Regions from separate parts of the Homo sapiens genome. Here region 2 is linked to region 1. A link is a loop called in an ENCODE intact Hi-C map of the cell type or tissue named here. Cell type or tissue: A673. All regions are shown on one strand. Links, peaks and the distances in the headings refer to the core of each region. The heading gives the core; the rest is flanking DNA.

What was found. Peaks named below come from ENCODE experiments on the same cell type or tissue, not always from the same donor. Only the 100,000 strongest peaks of a DNase experiment are listed, where the experiment ranks them.
Region 2: a loop joins it to region 1, with 11 times the contacts of the local background. A loop is called at or near these places in 70 of 110 quality-filtered maps.

What each region holds. Positions count from the first base shown.
Region 1 is chr6:24,278,210-24,288,643 of GRCh38, reverse strand. DCDC2 (doublecortin domain containing 2) reads left to right here. Exons shown (of 10, transcript NM_016356.5): 7 at 10,433-10,434. Among named protein-coding and RNA genes, the nearest start is that of KAAG1, 73 kb to the left of the region's middle. In A673, for the core only: a CTCF peak has its summit at 5,261 (motif pointing left); DNase peaks (open chromatin) are centred at 4,873, 5,233 and 8,363; H3K4me3 peaks cover 552 bases; H3K27ac peaks cover 4,217 bases.
Region 2 is chr6:24,376,553-24,386,986 of GRCh38, reverse strand. It overlaps a transcript of DCDC2 not described here. Among named protein-coding and RNA genes, the nearest start is that of MRS2, 21 kb to the left of the region's middle. In A673, for the core only: no CTCF peak of the experiment used is centred there; DNase peaks (open chromatin) are centred at 3,586, 4,886 and 5,316; H3K27ac peaks cover 5,504 bases.

The DNA of each region.
Region 1 (10,434 bases), core at 1,178-9,177:
TTTCCTTGTATATACACCTGACATAATTTATATTGCACTTAAAATCTTGGCAATAATACTTTAAACTGTAAGAACCATTGTAGTAGGTCACATCAATGATCATCCAGTCTTGGTTTCTATCTTTAACGAAGACTAAAAGGGAAGTTTCGCTGAGAAAAGGGGTATAATCCTCATTAATATTCCTTGAAAAGATTGAGAATTGTTCTAGGTATTTAGTTTGCCATCTGAATCTTTTCCATTTATCATTTATTCATGGTTTGTTAATTCAGCAAACATTTATTAAATACCTACTCTGTGGGAGTAACGACAGCATTTAGTAGGTAATTTCCTAACCTTCTTGTGTTTTCAGTCTGCGCTCCCTGATGGGGTGAGCTCCATGTCATGCCAGAGCGTTGCCTTGGCAGTTCTTCCTGGCTGAGGCTTCTCTTTCTTCCCTTTTGGTTGAATTGCCCGACAAGTTGTGATCAGAACTGATTTGACATCTTCCACCCACACCCTGAATTAATTAAGCAACATTCTTATTTTGGTATTTTGTAAAGTAAATGATTTCTAGGCAATGATATTGTCTCCTAATGATTTAGATCCCTCCTTTTTTTTGGTTATATCATGTGAAATTCTTGAAAGAAAGACAAATAATTTTGTGTACATAAGTAGTGCCGAACTCAGCATAACAGATATTAAGAACTCATTAGCTGAGACTCTTATACTATTATGACAAAAATAAAATAAAAATCAATAGAGCTCTTGCCCTCAAGCAACTTACAATCTACTTGAAATAAAGAAGATAGCTTAAAAAGGCAACAAACAAGCTAATGCTAAACATCAAATATCTAGAGATTGGTGACCATGAGAGGGAGGGAAGGACTGAATGTACAATGGCAGCAGTCCACAGAGGAAGTTGAATTTGAGCTCTGCCTTTGAAACTGTTTAAAATTCAGAAAAAGGTAGATGAGGGGAGAGGACCTTCAGATCCAAGGGAGGGTGAGATGGTTGGGGCAGACGTGGGCATGCGAAGAAGCAGTCACGCTGGCTGACATTTACCGGGCCCTTGTGGGCTCAACACTATGCCAAGCTCTTTACAGTAGTGATTTATTTAACCTCACCCCACAAGGCAGGCATCTTTGTCATCTACATTTAAAAAGGAATGAAAAAAGGAAGTACACAGAGTAGAAGTGACAGGTTCAAAGGCTCCCATTGAAGGCAGAGGTTGCAGTGAGCAGAGATTGCCCCACTGCACTTCAGCCTGGGCAACAGAGTGAGACCCTGTCTCAAAAAAATGAAACAAAATAACATAAAATACAATACAATACAAACAAAGGCTCCTACTGAGCAAATGGCAGGGGAGGAGGGGAGGAATTGCATCCACACAGCCAGCTCAGAGCTCCTGCTCCCGAGCCCCGGGACAATGAGTCCCTTAGGCTGACTGGAACAGATGGTCCTTTTTGGTGTGGGGGCTGATGTGCCTGACATGGTAGGTGGTGACAGTTATTACATGACCTTGAATAGCAGAATGAAGAGTCTAGTGTTTGTCCTTGAATAGAGGGCAGCCCACAAGGGCTTCTGAGAGGTGAGAATATTAATCTGAGTCCATTTTGGGAGCATCAGATCTTTTACATGGAGGAAGACTTCACGTGGTGAGAAGCCATAGATAAGTCGATGGTTGTAAGGCAGTTGCAACTATCTTGGTATGAGGGGAAAGGAGCCTAGACTGGGGAGGTGGTAGAGGCAGCAGGAAGTGATGATTATTCTGGAAGAAACCAAGGAACAAAGGATTTGTGTGATGATTGGATACAAGGGGTTAATGGAGAAATTGGGGCCAAAGATAACTGAGGTTTTTAAGCTTGGAATTTGAGAAAATGGTAGTTCTATGGCCAAGAAGAAGGCAGCCAGGGCAAAGAATGACCTACGTAATTTCAAACATGTTGAGTTGGAAGTATCATCAGGAAACTTAGTTGAAAGTGTGCTGCAAGCAGTTGTAAATGGCAGAGCTGAGGCCTGCCAAGGACATCAGGACTGAAGCTGCAGTTGCAGGTGGTTTTTTTTTTTTTTTTGAGACAGGGTCTCACTCTGTCACCCAGGGTGGTGTACAGTGGCATGATCATGGTTTACTGTAGCCTTGACCTCCCAGGCTCAAGCGATCCTCTCACCTCAGTCTCCTGAGTAGCTGGGACTCCAGGCATGTGCCACCATGCCTGGCTAATTTTTGTGTTTTTTGTGGAGACAGAGTTTCACCTTGTTGCCCAGGCTGTTCTCAAAGTCCTGGGCTCCAGCGATCGGCCTGCCTTGGCCTCGCAAAGTGTTAGGATTACATGTGTGAGCCACCGCACCTGGCCTGAGTTGTAGATTTGAACAACCATGTAATGGTCCTAGTTGAACAGCAGACGTAGCATCACTGTGGTACTTCATCACCCAGCACAGCTTGAACAGAGCAGGTCTCACTGGTGCTGCCAAGTGAGAGAATGGATGAGGGGCTCCTAGAGGAAGATGGTGCGGTGAGAATTACAGAGGGCCCAGGCTTGAGGCAACCTAACTTCACAGGTGCGGGGTCAAAGAGGAGTGAGAAGAATATTTCAGGAGGTGAAAACAATATCAGAGCAACTATAAAGCTAAATAAAACTCATGAATTTAGGGATTGGAAATTGTATTTTGCTTTTTTTGTTTTTCTTTAGGACTTTGTAGCAGAATCCCTTCTGTGTACTGTATAGATATTAGCTTATTAATTCTCACAGTGCAGCTAGAGGAATGATTACAGAGACCGATTGTAATTGAATAAATTGATCAATAAATTGATCCCAAGTCACAGGGAAAGTCGATGTCAGGACCAAAGTCATGACCCAACTCTTTGTATTCACAGTGACTGAACTTTGGAATGATATGTTTAGTATTCTGAAATTTGAAAAACTAAAATTTTAATTAAAAATGTGTAGAGCATTTCCTGCTTTAAAATGCATGTGTAGGTACACACATGCAATTTTTATTTCTTGCTCATTTGTAAGTTTTTTAGACTGTGCTGTGAATACTGTGATACATCAATGTCATCACATCAATTCATCTGATGATTGAATTTTCCAGGTGTATGGCACAGTAGTAAGCCCCAGGGATACAGCAATGAGCGCAAAGATCTGATGCTCTCTCTGATACTCGTGGTCTACTTGAGTAGACAAAAGTGAAACAAGCGATTCCATTAATCAATGGATACTTATGAAGTATAAAAATGAAAGAAAAGTGCACAGTAATATGAAAGACAATAAAAGAAAAACACATTTAGATAGGTGTGTCAGGGGAGGCCTCATGGAGGAAGTGACGTTAAGCAAAGACTCAGTTATAAGGTATATTTGCATCCCATAGAAAGCAAAGTTGTCAAACGTAGTTCCATGCTATGACTTAGAAAAATAAAATGATAGCAGAGTTTGTCCCTCTTTCCACAGTGTTCCCGTAGCACCCTGTATTCATCCACTCCATCCGTCATCCATTCCAAACATACTCACTGAGCTCCTACTAAGTGCCAGGAACTGTAGGCACTGAGCGTATAGTGGTAGATAGATGAGGACTTAGATTTATGGTGCTTTCATTCTAGTGTGTGTGTGTGCATGTATGTGTGTGTGGGGGGGAGGGTATGGATGGGATGAATGGGAGTAGACAGACGATCAACTAGTAAACAAATGTACAAATAGTTTCAAATGGTGATAAATGCTATGGGGAAAATAAAATGTAGCAGGGCATTGATTTATATAAAATTGTCTGAAACTGAGACCTTAATGATATCTAACACAGCCAATTGTGCCAGGGATGAGGCCGGGGAAGAAGAGCATCCAAGGCAGAGGAAACAAAGTCACACAGGCCCTTGCTAAAGAGCCTGGCATGTGAGGAGGGCAGAAAGAAGGCCGTGAATGAAATCGGAGAGGCAGGCAGGGCTCAATCATATAGGCATGCAAAGAGTTTGGATTTTATTTCTTGATGGGGTGCCATTTGAGGGTTATAGGGAGGGAGTGATATAATTTGCTTCAAAAAAAATTTTTTTTTTTTTTTTTTTGAGACAGAGTCTCACTCTGTTGCCCAGGCTGGAGTGCAGTGGCATGATCTCGGCTCACTGCAACCTCTGCCCCACGGGTTCAAGCAATTCCCTGCCTCAGCCTCCCGAGTAGCTGGGATTACAGGCGCCCGCCACCATGCCTGGCTAATTTTTGTATTTTTTTTTTTAGTAGAGACGGGGTTTCACCATCTTGGCAAGGCTGGTCTTGAACTCCTGACCTCATGATCCACCTGCCTCGGCCTCTCAAAGTGTTGGGATGAGAGGCGTGAGCCACCACGCCTGGCCTGCTTTACATTTTTAAGTGCTCATTCTGGCTGTGGTATCTCTAGAGAAATGGTTTGGGGCAAGAATAGAAGCAGGAGGCAGTGGGACACGTACAGGTATGTGATATAGGTGAGTCCGCTAGGTGGCCGCAGTGGGGGCGGACATCTATTATAACTCTTCTTTGAGTATATTGTCATTGACTGATTCGCTGATCCAACAACTATTTATTGAGTTCATATGATGTCCTGGGACTGTTCTGGTGCTTCAGGGCCCAGAGATTCTGAAGTACTAAATGCACGGAGGTTACATTCCAGAAACAAATGCACAATACGTGTGATATACACCAGGGATAAACATGAATAAAAATACATGAAGACATGGGAAGAGGAAGTGAGAGAGGGTGCTATTTCAGCTGGGTGGTTGGAAAGGCCTCTTTCAGGAGGTCACGTTTGAGTAGAGGAGAATAACCCCTGGCACAGTGCCCAGTGCCTGGTAGGTTCTCACAAACTCGGCTTAGGCAGTGTGTGAATGTTTGGCATTGAGCCACACAGAACTTCCTATGCCAGTAAATCCAAAGTCACAAGCTCGATTTTTAACAGGATTAATTTACTCCTTTCCTTTAATGAATTGGTTCCCAGGAGAATGCATGCATTTTATAGATCATTAGCTGCCTGGCACTGCGAGGAGGGGTGTGAGTGAAGGGGACTGTGTGGGGAGAGCTTAGCTTCTGGCTGTAGGAACCACTGCAAAATCCATGGGGAAAGCACCCTAAATTCATGATGCAAATCAAAGGGGACACAGAACTAGAGTTTTAGAAATTTATTTTTCCCTACATGGCTTTCTAGGAATTGCTCTTTTGCATATAGAAGGGAGTGTGGATGAGGGACTGGTAGAGCTTGAGAGAGAAAGAGAGAAAGCAGCTGCCATAGTGTACACAGGGACCCCTGCTGGTGCGTAACTGAGTTGGTCAGGGAGCCTGGGGAATGCCTTGTGCAAAGCAAGACAGACCAGAAGTCATTCCTTTTATAGCCTCAGTGCTGCGGGAGTCACAGAAATTAGCATGTTGAGAAAAATTTTAAGTTGTGATTCTAGCCTTAAAAACAAAAGGAAGATGTAAATAAATTATCTTAAATTCGCTGAGCTTGAAGAATAAACCCATCTGCAGAAGGCTGTTTTCTAGTGACAAGGTGACACCATGTAGAATCATAGCACCCTCTATCGGAAAAGACGAAAAAATTAGGAAAGTATTTGAAAGTGAAAGCCAACGACTAAATGATCTTTTGTTGTCCTTATTACCATTTGGCTTATACATCTTATGGTCAGTAGTTTACAGGATCAAATATTATGATTTCTACGGTTTTGACAAAAAAATTTCGTTATTATTCAAGTATCACAATGTCACTGTGAAGCAAGTTATACACATATTAAGATGAATTCCTTATACTCCAAAACTCCATTTTGCCATGGGGGAAACTGAGGCTGGTATAGGTAAAAGGGCTTCTTACTCTTGTCATCACCAGATATGCAGATGAGAGAAATGTCAGGTGCAGTCCCCGTCTAGTCCCTACCCCCCACCCCCAGCTTATAATGTCTCTGGGTGCACCCATGAAATACATCGTGAAGGCTGCTCACTGAGGCAAACCTCTCACGAAATTATTTTAAATTTGATGTTTTTTGGTCTATATGTTTTTGGCACATTTTCATGGGGACTGGAAATGAGTTTTTATGCTAATGAAAAAAACCTGAGTTGGTTGGATCTAGTTGGAAAGAGCCTAGGGAACTGTTTAAGAAGTATCCCAATCTTGGCCAGGTGTGGTGGCTCACGCCTGTAATCCCAGCACTTTGGGATGCCAAGTGGGGAGGATCATTTGAGGTCAGGAGTTTGAGAGCAGCCTGGCCAACATGGTGAAACCCCTTCTCTACTAAAAATACAAAAATTAGCCAGGTGTGGTGGCGGGTGCCTGTAATCCCAGCTAATCAGGAGGCTGAGGCAAGAGAATCACTTGAACCTGGGAGGCGGAGGTTGCAGTGAGCCAAGATAGCACCACTGCACTCTAGCCTGGGCAGTAGGGTGAGAGTCTCAAAAAAAAACAAAACAAAAAATATCCCAATCTTGGTAGAGTGAGGGATGATTGGAGGCTGTTTTAGGCTTTTTGTTTGTTTGAGCCAGAGATTTGGTATTCCTTTTGGATATACTGATATGCATGTGAGACAAAGGGCAGGACAGTGGTTGGAGTATCTCAAGGGGTCTAGTTTTTGCATAGGACACCCTGTCAAATTAGGCTGCTTCTTGATTTCTTCCACTTTGAGAAAAAGCCATAATTTGTTACTTCTGGGATGGCTGTTTTAGGGAACCATACTATGTAATAGGAGTTTTTAGTGCTTTGGACATTAGAAAGTTTCAGTGTAGTAGAAAAATCAGACCCTTAGAAAGTTAATTTATTTATCTATAAAATGGTGATAATAATACTTATCTATAAATTTGTTAAGTATTTGTGTTAATGTATATGTAGCATGTAAGGGACACCCAGTGATATCGTTTTATTTCTGGGATAGCTGTATGAGATAGCAAAACTCCCCTATCTCTTATGCTCTGCCAATAGCAATGACTATCTATGTATTTGAGTTACAAGTCACATGTGGAAGCCTTACAGAAAGAAAAAGCTCCCTCTCTCCCTTTGTCCTTTCCCCTCTCTAACTATGTATAATTTATGTAATTGTGTAAAACAAATATATGAATTATATGTGTATATAATTTATATATATAGTGTATTATGTATTTTCACATGAACACTTTAGATGAATCAACTTTTTTCTCTTCTCCCCCTTCACCCTCCTTTTTTTTTTTTTTTTTTTTTTCTTAAAAGCATTTAGCTGGGTGCAGTGACACATGCTTGTAATCCCAGCTATTGAGGAGGCTGAGGTAGGAGGATTGCTTGAGTCCAGGAATTTGAGGCCAGCCTGGGGAACATAGCAAGAGCCTATCTTTAAAAAAAAAAAAAGCATTTCAATTATTTTAAATTTTCTAATTACAAAACAATTCTTTCCTGTCTTAGTTTAGTTTACTTTTTACTCACAAAGTTCCTGGAAAGTAGTTATTACTCAATAATTGAATGCATGAGTGTCAACTGCAAAATCTATGCATTATGTAGTGATTTGAATCAATTAGTCTTTCTTGATACTCCAAAATTACCCTTTTTCGAGTGTCTTTATCAGAAATTTGATAAATCGGAACTTTCCTGTCTATTCATAAACAAGAGTGGTGACTTAGAAAGACACGCACTCCAGAGTGGGGCTTCTGCGTCTCCCTTGTCGTGCCCCTTTGTGAGTAATGCTTTCCCCAGAGAACTGCAGAAAATGATCCTGCTGAGCTACAGGGTTTCCCATTCATTGGGTTCCATTCCAGTCCTTGCAAGTTCAACAGCATCTCAGAACATTCTAGTAAGCTTGCTAACGGCGTGTGAAAGGTTGATCTTCTCATCTAAAGCTTTTAAATTTTTAAAATCGACCATGTGCAGTGGCTCACACATGTAAATCCCAGCACTTTGGGAGGCTGAGGTGGGTGGATCACCTGAGGTCAGGAGTTCAAGATCAGCCTGGTCAACATGGTGAAACCCTGTCTCTACTAAAAATTCAAAAAAATTTACCTGGGTGTGGTGGTGTGCACCTATAATCCCAGCTACTTGGGAGGCTGAGGTAGGAGAATCTCTTGAACCTAGGTGGCGGAGGTTGCAGTGAGCCGAGATTGCACCACTTTACTCCAGCCTGGATGACAGAGTGAGATTCCATCTAAAAAAAAATAAATAAAATTTTAAAATCTTGGGATGAAAGACTCCATTGAGAATAAAAGGGACTATGAGACTTGGCTGATGCTTTTGGAACTTCTGCTATAATCGTATATTTCTTCTGCCAGACAGTTTATGGCAGAGCTTAAGTTTCTCAAGAAAGAATCCTCAAAGAAAAGAAAAAAAAAAAAAACCCCTGGTTGCAGTGACCATAATAATTAAATGGAAACTGTATGTTTAAATTGCAGTTGGAATAGGAAATTAAATTACACAAAAAGTGTTATAGATTTGGACAAGTTTTCATACTGTTAATAAACCTATGCATAATTCATTTACTTGTAGGCTATGACAAAATAGCATAAATAACTTCATTTGTAAGGCTGTGAATTTTTCCATTCCTAATTGGATGATGGCTAAATCCATTTAAATGCTTCTGGATGACTGAATATATAAATGCTTAAAATGAACAGTTATAATAGTTTTCTAGGCAGATTTGTTTATTTAATATTACTACATTTACTTTCAGACACAAGCATAGTACAGATGTTGCATAAAGATTACACTCAATACGGTGTGAGTTTGATATGATTTTTAAGAAAAATATTAACTCTCTGCTCTTGAAGACAGCATTCTAATACTTATTAAACAAACACCATACATCACGCACTGTACTAGTCACTCCATAAGCCTTATCATTGCATCCTCATGCTAGACCTAAAGGCAAGTACATTAACTCCACTCAAATGATGAGGAAACTGAGGCTTAGAGAAATTAAGAGTTAGTTAAGGCATGGTCCCTGTGTTCAGTGGCAGAGCAGTAGCTCTCAGCCATGTATCTGGGGTTTCTAAAACTTGCATTCTTTCCACTACCTGCAGCCTCTCACCACATACTCTCAGGTAAGTTTAGCACCTGAGCATCTGAGAGCCAAGGCTGCCTTAGTAAGGGAGTTTCTTGTTCTTTTTCTCTTTTTTCTTTTTGTTAGAGATGGGGTCTCACTTTGTTGCCCAGGCTGGAGTACAGTGGTGTGATCACAGCACACTGCAATCTCAAACTCATGGGTTCAAGTGATCCTCCTGTGTCAGCCTCTTGAGTAGCTGGGGCTACAGGCATGTACCAGCACGCCAGGCTGATTTTTTTAATTGTTAATTTTAGAGATGGAGGGTCCTGCTATGTTGCTTAGTCTGGCCTCAAACTCCTGACCTCCAGTGATCCTCCCACCTTTGCCCCCTAGGTAGCTGGGACTATGCTTAGGCTGGCCTCAAACTCCTGACCTCAAATGATCCTCCCACCTCTGCCTCCTAGGTAGCTGGGACTACAGGCTGGAGCTACCATGCCTGGCAAGAGGGAGTTTCTTGCTGTAGCAGTGGCTCAGTATCAGCACAGCTGTTCCTTGCAGTAGCCCCCAATGTAGTGGCTGCTATGTGGCTCCCCAGGAGCTGTACTGGGCCAGTGATAAAAGCCACCGAAACTCAACCTCCCTTTTGTGTGGAGGAGCCCACTTTTGGCAGCCACAGGGTCTTCATTGTGAGAGACACATGGGGACCAGAGATAACCATGGAAGGTGTGATCACCCAGGCTGCCTTGTGGGAGTAGGGGCAAGCAGCTGCGCAGCTCCCTCAGGAACAAGTGGGGACATGTGGTCGTGAGCCTCTTGAGTCTGTGTGTGGCTCTGGATTTGCGATTCTTAGAGACCATGGTGGTCACCAACAGACTCGTTAATATTGGAGAATTTCTACAAGCAGAGTGTATGGCTGCTTGTAGGATGACATCTATACACCCATAGCGACAACTTGTTACGAAGGTATTTGTAGATTAATTGATCACTGTAGGGGAAGTCACCATTTCTCATCCAATAGACACTGGCTGGTTCTGCAGAAAGGTGCAGGAGTGAGAGGATTGTTAAGGCAGTGGATTTACAGTGGTTTTGGAGGCAGCTGCTCTGCCCCTGACTGGCTACAGGATCTTACACAAGATTTATCCTCTAAACCCCACTTGCTGATCTCTACAGTGACGTGGTAATAGTAGTGTCTATCTCACTAGCATGAGGCTAGTGAGCTAGTAACTAGGGCTAGCATGAGGATTGAGTGAATACAATTTTATAGAATACCTGGTACATATTAAGAACCCAATGATTGTTAGCTATTATTTTTATCCTCCTTCCTCTCCTAGACCCTTTTGCCTCCAGGAAGATACATTTGGAGTTAATGTATAAAGATAGACAGTTGCAGAACCAGGACAATACACCTCCCTGCCCCTGCCCTGCTTACCAGTAGTTAATGACATGTATTTACTGGGAATGTTTTTGAGAGTTCATTAGCTAATAATAAGGGTCTAATACTTTGCCATTTAGGG
Region 2 (10,434 bases), core at 1,320-9,319, 98 kb before region 1:
CACTTTGGGAGGCCTAGGCAGGGGGATCACCTAGGTCAGGTGTTCAAGACCAGCCTGGCATACATGGTGAAACACTGTCTCTACGAAATAAAAAAATTAGCTGGGCATGATGGTGGGTGCCTGTAATCCTAGCTGCACGGGAGGCTGAGGCAGGAGAATCGCTTGAACCCGGGAGGCAGAAGTTGCAGTGAGCTGAGATTGCGCCATTGCACTCCAGCCTGGGCTTCAGAGTGAGACTCCATCTCAAAAAAAGGAAAGAAAAGAAAAAGAGTACCTATACAACCATTCTGTTTTTCTCTTTCAGTACAGTATTCAATAAATTACATGAGGTATTCGACACTTTATTATAAATAAGCTTTGTGTGAGATGATTTTGCCCAACTGTAGACTAATGTAAATCTTCTGAATGTGTTCAAGCTAGGCTAAGCTGTGATGTTTGCTAGGTTAGGTGTATTAAGTGCATTTTCACTTAGAATATTTTGCATTTACAGTAAGTTTATCAGGACAAAACCCCATTGTAAATTGAAGAGCATCTGTAAAGGAAGATGGCTAGATCCTAAGAAGACAGCTACCAGCTTTGTTTCTTCCTCTACTGGGAAACTTCGTGATTTCGAAGGTGAAGAAATGTTGATGGCAACTGGACTCTTTTTTTTTGAGATGGAGTCTCGCTCTGTTGCCCAGGCTGGAGTGCAGTGGCACGATCTCAGCTCACTGCGACCTCTGCTCACTGCAACCTCCACCTCCCAGGTTTAAGCAATTCTCCTGCCTCAGCCTCCCAAGTAGCTGGGATAATAGGCACGCACCACCCTGCCCAGCAAATTTTTTATTTTAGTAGAGATGGAGTTTCACCATGTTAGCCAGGCTGGTCTCGAACTCCTGCCCTCAAATGATCTGCCCGCCTCGACCTCTCAAAGGGCTGGGATTACAAGCATGAGCACTAAGCCCGGCTGAGCATAGACTTTTTAGGAAAGGCCAAGTGGTGGCAGCATCCAGTTGTACATGTAATTCTGTAGGAGAGATTTGCGATCTACAGCCTGGGATGACTCCCTATAGTCTAAGGTAACTGTGATTACAAGATGTGCCATTTTTTAATGTACCCTTAACAAAGAAAAAATTTTCTGATTAAATGATGACACAGTGCCTTCTTATGACATAGATTTTCAAAAATTTTATACTTACTGAAAGTATTCTTTTTTTTTCAAGAGACAGGGTTTTACTTTGTCAACCTGGCTGGAGTGCAGTTGTGCAATCATAGTTCACTGTAACTTTGAACTCCTGGGCTCAATTGATCCTTTCACCTCAGCCTTTCAAGTATCTAGGGCTGCAGGTACACAGCATCACGCTTGGCTAATTTTTAAATGTTTTGTAGAGATAGGGGTCTCAATGTGTTACTCAGGCTGGCCACAAACTCTTGACCTCAAGTAAGCTTCTCACGTCAACCTCCCCAAAGTGCTGGATTTATAGGCATGAACCACTGCACCTGGCCAAGTATTCTTTTAGACTTACTTATACATAGATTTTTTTCTTATTTCTCTTTTTTGGACATATATTTTTATAATATAACATTCTCTTACGTTAACAGAGAAATGCAAGCAAAATTTTAGTTAAGGCATTTCTAAAACTTTATTTCAATTCTAAATCGTGTTGTAATCTTAAAAAATATCAGGTAACCTGCTCGGGTCCCCTTCTGTGCCGTGGGGAAGCTTTGTCCTTTCGCTCTTCACAATAAACTTTGCTACCGCTAAAAACAAAACAAAACAAAACAACAACAACATCAAAAATCATTGTAAAAGTCAGTTAAACTTAACATCTGAGATAATAACCATGCACACATCTCATCTAAAGTGATGACAATGTGAACAGTATGATGAAGTTCTGATTTGCTCATGCAATCACCTATGCCGTGACCACCACCTGGCCAGGACAATTACTTGTAAGAGTTCATTGACTGTAAGGCACATCCTTATTTCAGAGATTTAAAGATGTGGAAAAAAATGTGCATCTTGGTGCTAGAGAGGATGTGGAGAAACAGAAATGTTTTTACACTGTTGGTGGGAGTGTAAATTAGTTCAACCATTGTGGAGGATGGTGTGGTGTTTTCTCAAGGATCTAGAACTAGAAATACCATTTGACCCAGCAATCTCATTACTGGATATATATCCACAGGATTATAAATCATTCTACTATAAAGACACATGCACACATATGTTTACTGTGGCACTATTCACAATAGCAAAGACTTGGAACCAACCCAAATGTCCATCATTGATAGACTGGATAAAGAAAATGTGGCACATATACACCATGGAATACTATGCAGCCATAAAAAAGGATGAGTTCATGTCCTTTGCAGGGACATGGATGAAGCTGAAAACCATCATTCTCAGCAAACTAACACAGGAACAGAAAACCAAACACCACGTGTTTTCACTTATAAGTGGGAGTCGAACAGTGAGAACACATGGACACAGGGAGGGAAACATCACACACTGGGGCCTGTCGGGGTGGGAGTGTAGAGGAGGGATGGCATTAGGAGAAATACCTAATGTAAGTGATGGGTTGATGGGTGCAGCAAACCACCATGGGACGCACATACCTATGTAATAAAACTGCATGTTCTGCACGTGTACCCCAGAACTTAAAGTATAATAACAATTAAAAAAAAGTGCATCTGGGAAAAAATGAAGTGTGGTGATTTGTTTCTTTTTTTTTTTTTTTTTTTTGAGACGGAGTCTCGCTCTGTCACCCAGGCTGGAGTGCAGTGGCGCGATCTCCGCTCACTGCAAGCTCCGCCTCCCGGGTTCACGGCATTCTCCCGCCTCAGCCTCCCGAGTAGCTGGGACTACAGGCGCCCGCCACCGCTCCCGGCTAATTTTTTGTATTTTTAGTAGAGAAGGGGTTTCACCGTGCTAGCCAGGATGGTCTCGATCTCCTGACCTCGTGATCCACCCACCTCGGCCTCCCAAAGTGCTGGGATTACAGGCGTGAGCCACTGCGCCCGGCCTGTTTCTTCCTTTCTCTTCTCCTCCTCTGGTTTAAGTAAATTCCTGATATTCGTTTTGCCATTTGTCTCCCTCAGATTAAAATGGAGTTGATCATGGTTGAAAAATTACATTTAGGTAGGGTTCAGGGTGTGCTGAGTAACATTTTACTGCATTTTTAAGTTAAATGTTCTTAAAACTTTTTTATTCATAAAGATGCTTCAAAATGTGCTTTTAAAATCTACATGCAGTATGGTTTCATTGTATTATCTGAAAATGTCACTGGGAAATGATCAAAAAGATTCCCAAACTGAGGGGTTGAAAAATGCTATATTGGGCAATTACTGAATCTTCTGTAGTTTTTGAGTAAGCTGGAACCCAATATATGTGAGTAGAAAATATTAGGATGTCTATCCTTAATAATATTATCTCCTCTGCTGCTCACAGTCTTATCAACTGATACAAAATTTTTTAATTAAAATTTTCAACCTTTGACATCAGAACATCATAGTTCATTAAAGTAGCCCTTTCCATTAATTCCAGAAACTGGACTCCAGTTAACCAGTAACTTCTGTATCAGTGACATAATTTCCTGCACAATTGTTACTTTGTAATGGTTAACTTCTCTCTTAGTTGTTCGCAGCAGGGGGTAGTTTTCTTACTTTTTTTTTTTTTTTTTTGAGACAGAGTTTCGCTCTTGTTGCCCAGGCTGGAGTGCAATGGTGCCATCTTGGCTCACCGCAACCTCTGCCTTCCAGGTTCAAGCAATTCTCCTGCCTTAGCCTCCTGAGTAGCTGGAATTACAGGCATGCGCCACCACGCCCAGGTAATTTTGTATTTTCAGTAGAGACGGGGTTTCTCCATGTTGGTCAGGCTGGTCTCCAACTCCCGACCTCAGGTGATCCCACTGCCTCGGCCTCCCAAAGTGCTGGGATTACAAGCATGAGCCACCATGCCCAGCCTAGGGGGTAGTTTTCTTTCATGAGTCTGCTATTATAATTCACGGTGACTTAAGACATTTTACCCTATAATAAAACAAAAACCTCTGAGTAGTAAGAGATAGTACTGTTTGACCTCAGTAACTGTCCATGAACTAAAAAAAAATCCATGAAAGTTACTGACTAAAAAACTGATAGTCCAAACTGGACTATACCAGCAGCAGCCTTTTGATGAGATGGAGTCAGACACTTGGCCATCTAAACACAATTGTTGGTATTAAAGGATAGTGAGAGTCTTTTGAAGAGAAAAAAAGAAAAGAATACTTTGTTCTGAGGTTGTGTAGAATTAAGGTCAGAGGAGAAATTTAGCCTGTCAGTAGTGTGAAAATACGAAAGAAGCCCCTGGAAAATTTGAAACAGGGTGAATCCAGTTTCATTTCATTGTTCTATTGCTCAAACCTTAAATTACAGAAGGATTAGCACAGTTTAGCAAAAGTAACAACAAAAAACCAGCAAACTCAGATGTACACTACTTAAATTTTTGCTTTAATGAAATCTGATAATAATTTGTATGGGCAGCAAGCCAAATCATAGACTTCAATTCTTTAGGGGGAAAAAAGGCATTGACTGCCTAATATATTTTGGCTTTATTGATTTTTTTAAACATTGCTTCTGACTAATGTACATGAAATTTTTATACCTGTTTACTTAGTGATTATGCATATAAATAATTGAGAGCTGAGAAACAGAAAAACAAAACTTAGTTTGATGCAGTAACTAGCACCTGATATCATTCCTGAGGTATTTGCCGGAGTCTGTAGAGTCAAGCAGAAGAAAATGAGCAACAATTTTATTAACTCCTAATCTTAGAGGGTCTTGCTCCCATTGAGAGTGACAAAAATAATTTAATTGTAAGTGAAGGACATGAAAAATTGCCTGGAGTATTGAAAGGATTTTGAGCTTAGCTTGCCCAGTTTTATGAAAGTTTTTTCTCCCCATGGCTGGACTGTGAAATCACCATGGAGGAGAAATTGCTTTATTTAAATAGCTTGCCTGCCTTCCTTCCTTCCTTCCTTCCTTCCTTCCTTCCTTCCTTCCTTCCTTCCTTCTTTCTTTCCTTCTTCTTCTTTCTTTCTTTCTTTCTCTTTCTCTCTTTTCTTTCTCCTTCTTTCTTTCTTTTTTCTTTATCTCTTTCTTTCTTTTATTTCTCCTTCCTTCCTTCCTTCCTTCCTTCCTTCCTTCCTTCCTTCCTTCCTTCCTTCCTTTCTTTCCTTCCTTTCTTTTCCAATAGTGATGAGATCTTATTGTGTTGCCCAGGCTGCTCTCTAACTCCTGAGCTGAAGTGTTGCTCCTGCCTCAGCCTCCCAAACTGCTGGAATTACAGGCATGAGCCATGGCACCCCGCTTTTAAATATATTTTCTGTGTAAAGACTCTAAGAATCTGTGTAAAGAATCACAACAAACTCCTGGTAAGAGAGTAAATTGTGCCGCAATTAGAATTACTCAAAGAAAAGTTTTAATAGTGCGTCTACTTCTGCTGTTCTGCAGCCAGGCCAGCTTAGCAGCATCTTAAGCCTGCCGCTGAGGCAGAAATCATTTAAAAAACCAATCTCTGTCTCTGTCTCTGTCTCTCTATCTCTCCTCTCTCTTTTTAAAGATTCTACATATGAGGGAGATCTTACAGTATTGATCTCACTGTGTCTGGCTTTTTCAGTTAACAGATGAGTGAGTTCTGGGGATCTAAGGTACATTGTGGTGACTATGGTTAATAATATTATCTGATATACTACTTGAAATTTGCTAAGACAATAGACATTAAGTGTTCTCACCACACATACAAATGCTAATTATGTGAAATGAGAGATGTGCTAATTAACTTGATTGTGCTTATTTCATAATGTATATGTATATCATATCATCATGTTGTATACCTTAAATGCATACAATTTTTTAACGTGTTTTTCTAATTCTTTTTTTTTTTTTTCTTGAGACAAGACTTCACTCTGTCACCCAGGCTGCAGTGCAGTGGTGTGATCATGGCTCGCTAAAGCCTCAACCTTGGACTCAAGTGATCCTCCCACCTCAGCCTCCCAAGTAGCTTGGGACTATAGGCCCACACCACCACACCTGGTTAGTTTTTTAATTTTTGTAGAGATGGGTTCCCACTGTGTTGTCCAAGCTGGTCTTGAATTCCTGGGCTCAAGCCCTGGGCCTCCCACAGTTCTGGGATTACAGGTATGAGCTACTGCACTCGGACTACAATTTTTATTTGTCAATTATACCTTAATAAAGCTGAGGCAAAAATAAGCCAAAGCCCATCTCTTTGGTTTGGTCCTCACTCCTCATAATTGATCAATTCTCCCGGGGGTTCTGATTTTCTGTAACTATAGTGTATTACTTTATTCTTCAGCTTCCAGAAACTAGCATGTATAAGAACAAATCTATGATAAAAATTATGTATATTGCCAATAGATACACTGAAACACATCAAAGGGTGAATGAGTTGATGATCATTGTAGTGCCAACTCCTGCCACATCCTTCTCTGGTAGCTCATGCAACGGAACTCTCTCGTAAAATCTCCTTCCTTGATACTTTGATGTTTAGACATTTCTTCATTCGCCACTTGCTTTCTTCATCTTCAGTCCACTTTAAGACCTGTGGGTCTATCCACTTTCAAAGAAAGGAAGTAAATGGGCATAACTAATATATGTAAACCAGGCACTTTTTAGAACAAACAATATGCAAAATAAAGGGGGGTGGTGATTGGTTAGAAATGGTACTTCTGGCATTACAAATAATGGATATTATAGGCTAATTTGTGTCTCCCCACAACATTCATATGTTGACATCCTAACCTTGGTTGACTTTTATTATTATTATTATACTTTAAGTTCTAGGATACACGTGCACAATGTGCAGGTTTGTTACATAGGTATACATGTGCCATGTTGGTTTGCTGCACCCATCAACCCATCATTTACATTAGGTATTTCTCCTAATGCTATCCCTCCCCCAGCCCCCCACCCCCCAACAGGCCCCAGTGTGTGATGGTCCCTTCCCTGTGTCCATGTGTTCTCGTTGTTCAACTCCTACTTATGAGTGAGAACATGCGGTGTTTGGTTTTTTGTCCTTGTTATATTTTGCTGAGAATGATGGTTTCCAGCTTTATCCATGTCTCTGCAAAGGACATGAACTCATCATTTTTTATGGCTGCATAGTATTCCATGGTGTATATGTGCCACATTTCCTTTATCCAGTCTATCACTGATGGACATTTGGGTTGGTTCCAAGTCTTTGCTATTGTGAATAGTGGCCCAATAAACATTCGTGTACATGTGTCTTTATAGTAACATGATTTATAATCCTTTGGGTATATACCCAGTAATGGGATCGCTGGGTCAAATGGTATTTCTAGTTCTAGATCTTTGAGGAATCACCACGCTGTCTTCCACAATGGTTGAACTAATTTACACTTCCACCAACAGTGTAAAAGCATTCCTATTTCTCCACATCCTCTCCAGCATCTGTTGTTCCTGACTTTTTAATGATTGCCATTCTAACTGGCATGAGATGGTATCTCACTGTGGTTTTGATTTGCATTTCTCTGATGACCAGTGATGATCAGCATTTTTTCATATGTCTGTTGGCTGTATAAATGTCTTTTTTTGAGAAGTGTCTGTTCATATCCTTTGCCCACTTTTTGATGGGGTTGTTTGTTTTTTTTCTTGTAAATTTGTTTAAGTTTTCTGTAGATTCTGGATATTAGCCCTTTGTCAGATGGATAGATTGCAAAAATTTTCTCGCATTCTGTAGGTTGCCTGTTCACTCTGATGATAGCTTCTTTTGCTGTGCAGAAGCTTTTTAGTTGAATTAGATTTCTATTTTGGCTTTTGTTGCCATTGCTTTTGGTTTTTTAGTCATGAAGTCTTTGCCCATGCCTATGTCCTGAATGGTATTGCCTAGGTTTTCTTCTAGGGTTTTTATGGTTTTAGATCTTACCTTTAAGTCTTTAATCCATCTTGAGTTAATTTTTGTGTATGGTGTAAGGAAGGGATCCAGTTTCAGCTTTCTGCATATGGCTAGATTGGCCTTTTTTTTTTTTTTTTTTTTTCCAAATGAGACAGGGTCTCCTTTGTTGCCCAGGCTGGAGTGCAGTGGCACACTCATAGCTCACTGCAGCCTTGAACTCCTGGGCTCAAGCAATCCTCCCACCTCAGCTTCAGGTAGCTGAGACTACAGGAATGCACCACTGTGCCCTGTAGCAAGGTTGGTTTTTAAAATGATTTCTGCCTCAGTGGGAGGAATTAGAAGCTGCTAGGCTGAATTTATATGCCTGCAGGACAGCTGAAAGTAGATGTAATATTGAAACTTTTCTTTGAGTAATTTCACTTGTGGGTCTTGGGTTGAGTTTCCCAGAAGCAGATCTTGAGGCAAGGATTTGTACACAGTGATTTATTCTGCAAGTGTTTCCTGAGTAATTGGTAGGACATCAGGTAAGGCAACATCCCACCGAGTGCAGCTTCAACTTTATTCCACATGGGAGCTCTGAAGTATATATCATGCCTCCAAATTAGTCTGACCTAAAGCAAGGGTGCTGGGCTTTCATACTCTCACAATAGTCGGTCCCAGCAGAAGGGACAGAGGTAGGAGTGGGGTGGTGGTAGGGAGAGTGGTGGGGAGGGAGAGAAATCATCAGACACTCTCTGCTCTCTGCCAGTTTGGATGATGCTGCTCCAGTAGTCTGAAGACAGTATGCAAAGAAGAGTCACGGGCATGGCACACAGAAGCGGGAGGGGAAACACACACAAGTGCCGAATGGAAGCCAGTGGATCTGGACAGAGCACCCACAGTGCCTATTTCAGGTAGTGAGGCACTGACTAAACTCCAGGCAGGGTCCTTTTTCTTCCTGCTCTGCTGTATTTTTACTGGGTCTGGTCAATTTCTGTTTACATAATATTTAGAATTTACCATACTATTTGGACAAGAAAGAAGAAAGATTTACCTTAAAAAATAAGAGATAACACTTTTTGGTGCATACAATGTGCTGGGCACTTCTCTAAGCAGTACACCTTTTTTCTGAGATGGAATTTTGCTCTTTTTACCCAGGCCAGAGTGCTGTGGCATGATCTCGGCTCACTGCAACCTCCGCCTCCCGGGTTCAAGCAATTCTCCTGCCTCAGCCTCCTGAGTAGCTGGGATTACAGGCACCTGCCACCATGCCTGGCTGATTTTTTGTATTTTTAGGAGAAACGGGGTTTCACCATACTGGCCAGGCTGGTCTCGAACTCCTGACCTCAGGTGATCCACCCCCCTCGGCCTCCCAAAGTGCTGGGATTACAGGTGTAAGTCATTGTGCCCGGCCTATGCTCTATACATTCTTTTAATCCTATATGCCAGTTTTATGGATAAGGACACTAAGGCTTACAAAAATTAAGTAACTTTTCTATTGGTGATACAGCTTAAGTGATGAAACCAAGATTCAAAATCAGGTTTTGAGTATCACGTAAAAATAAAACAACACAACCAGTCTTTTTTGAAGTATAATGACATTTTCGGTGAAGCAATTTAAAATCAATTTTGAGACCATCTTTATGAAATAGATACAAATGTTTACTTAGTTAAAAGGCTTAAATAGTTTGATGAATGGGTTGGAATGTGTATTTGTTTTGAAATATAATGAATCTCTAGTCAGCTTTTTTTCTTAATTTCTCTCTCATAGTAAAAGTCTAATATTACCAATAAATATTGAGCAAGTCAGTTTCAGAGGTGAAACTGAAAAAAGTCCTGAAAAAAGAACTCTGGCTCTGGAATATATATTTTTGTTCACATCTACATGCTATCTGGCATAGGAAAAGTGCAGTCCTTTCAAGAGTAAAGTTTTGTTCCCAGCGGACTGTGGCAGCTACGTAGTCCATCTGACACATTTATTGACTCCAGTGAATTTGGCTGTGGTTGAAGACCTCAGGCAATTTTTTCTTCCTTGCTGTGAAATAATTGTCTAGAGACAGGAGAATCCTCCAGATGGCTAGTTAAATGCCTCCAGAAGGCCTGGGGCATTGGTGAATCTCTCCGAGGATTTTTGTAGTTTACAAGTGGCTTTTGGTTGAAGAATCTCATTATTCAGATCCCTCAGAATGGGATCTCCAAGGTGGCGTGTTTGTGAAGGAAATTGTAAAGTAGGTATGTGGTTGCATCTCAGCATTTCTGGGTAAAACTCTCTAATGCGGAGTTTCTTTCTTTTTTTTTTTTTATTAAAAAAACAACATTGATATTTAAAATTGTTTCTTTTTTTTTCTAGCATTATTAGGATTTTTTTTTTTTTTTTTTTTTGCATATACCTGTCTTCCTCACTTTCATGTCTCAAACCCCTATATTTTCATACTGGAGGTAAAATGGGCAAAAATTAATAAGCATAGCTTGCCAGGTTCTTGCTTCCATATGAAAAGTACATGTGCATCCCATAGACTTCTCCGTCCAAATTTCCCCAGTTATTTCTAGGATGTCCCAGGGAAGGA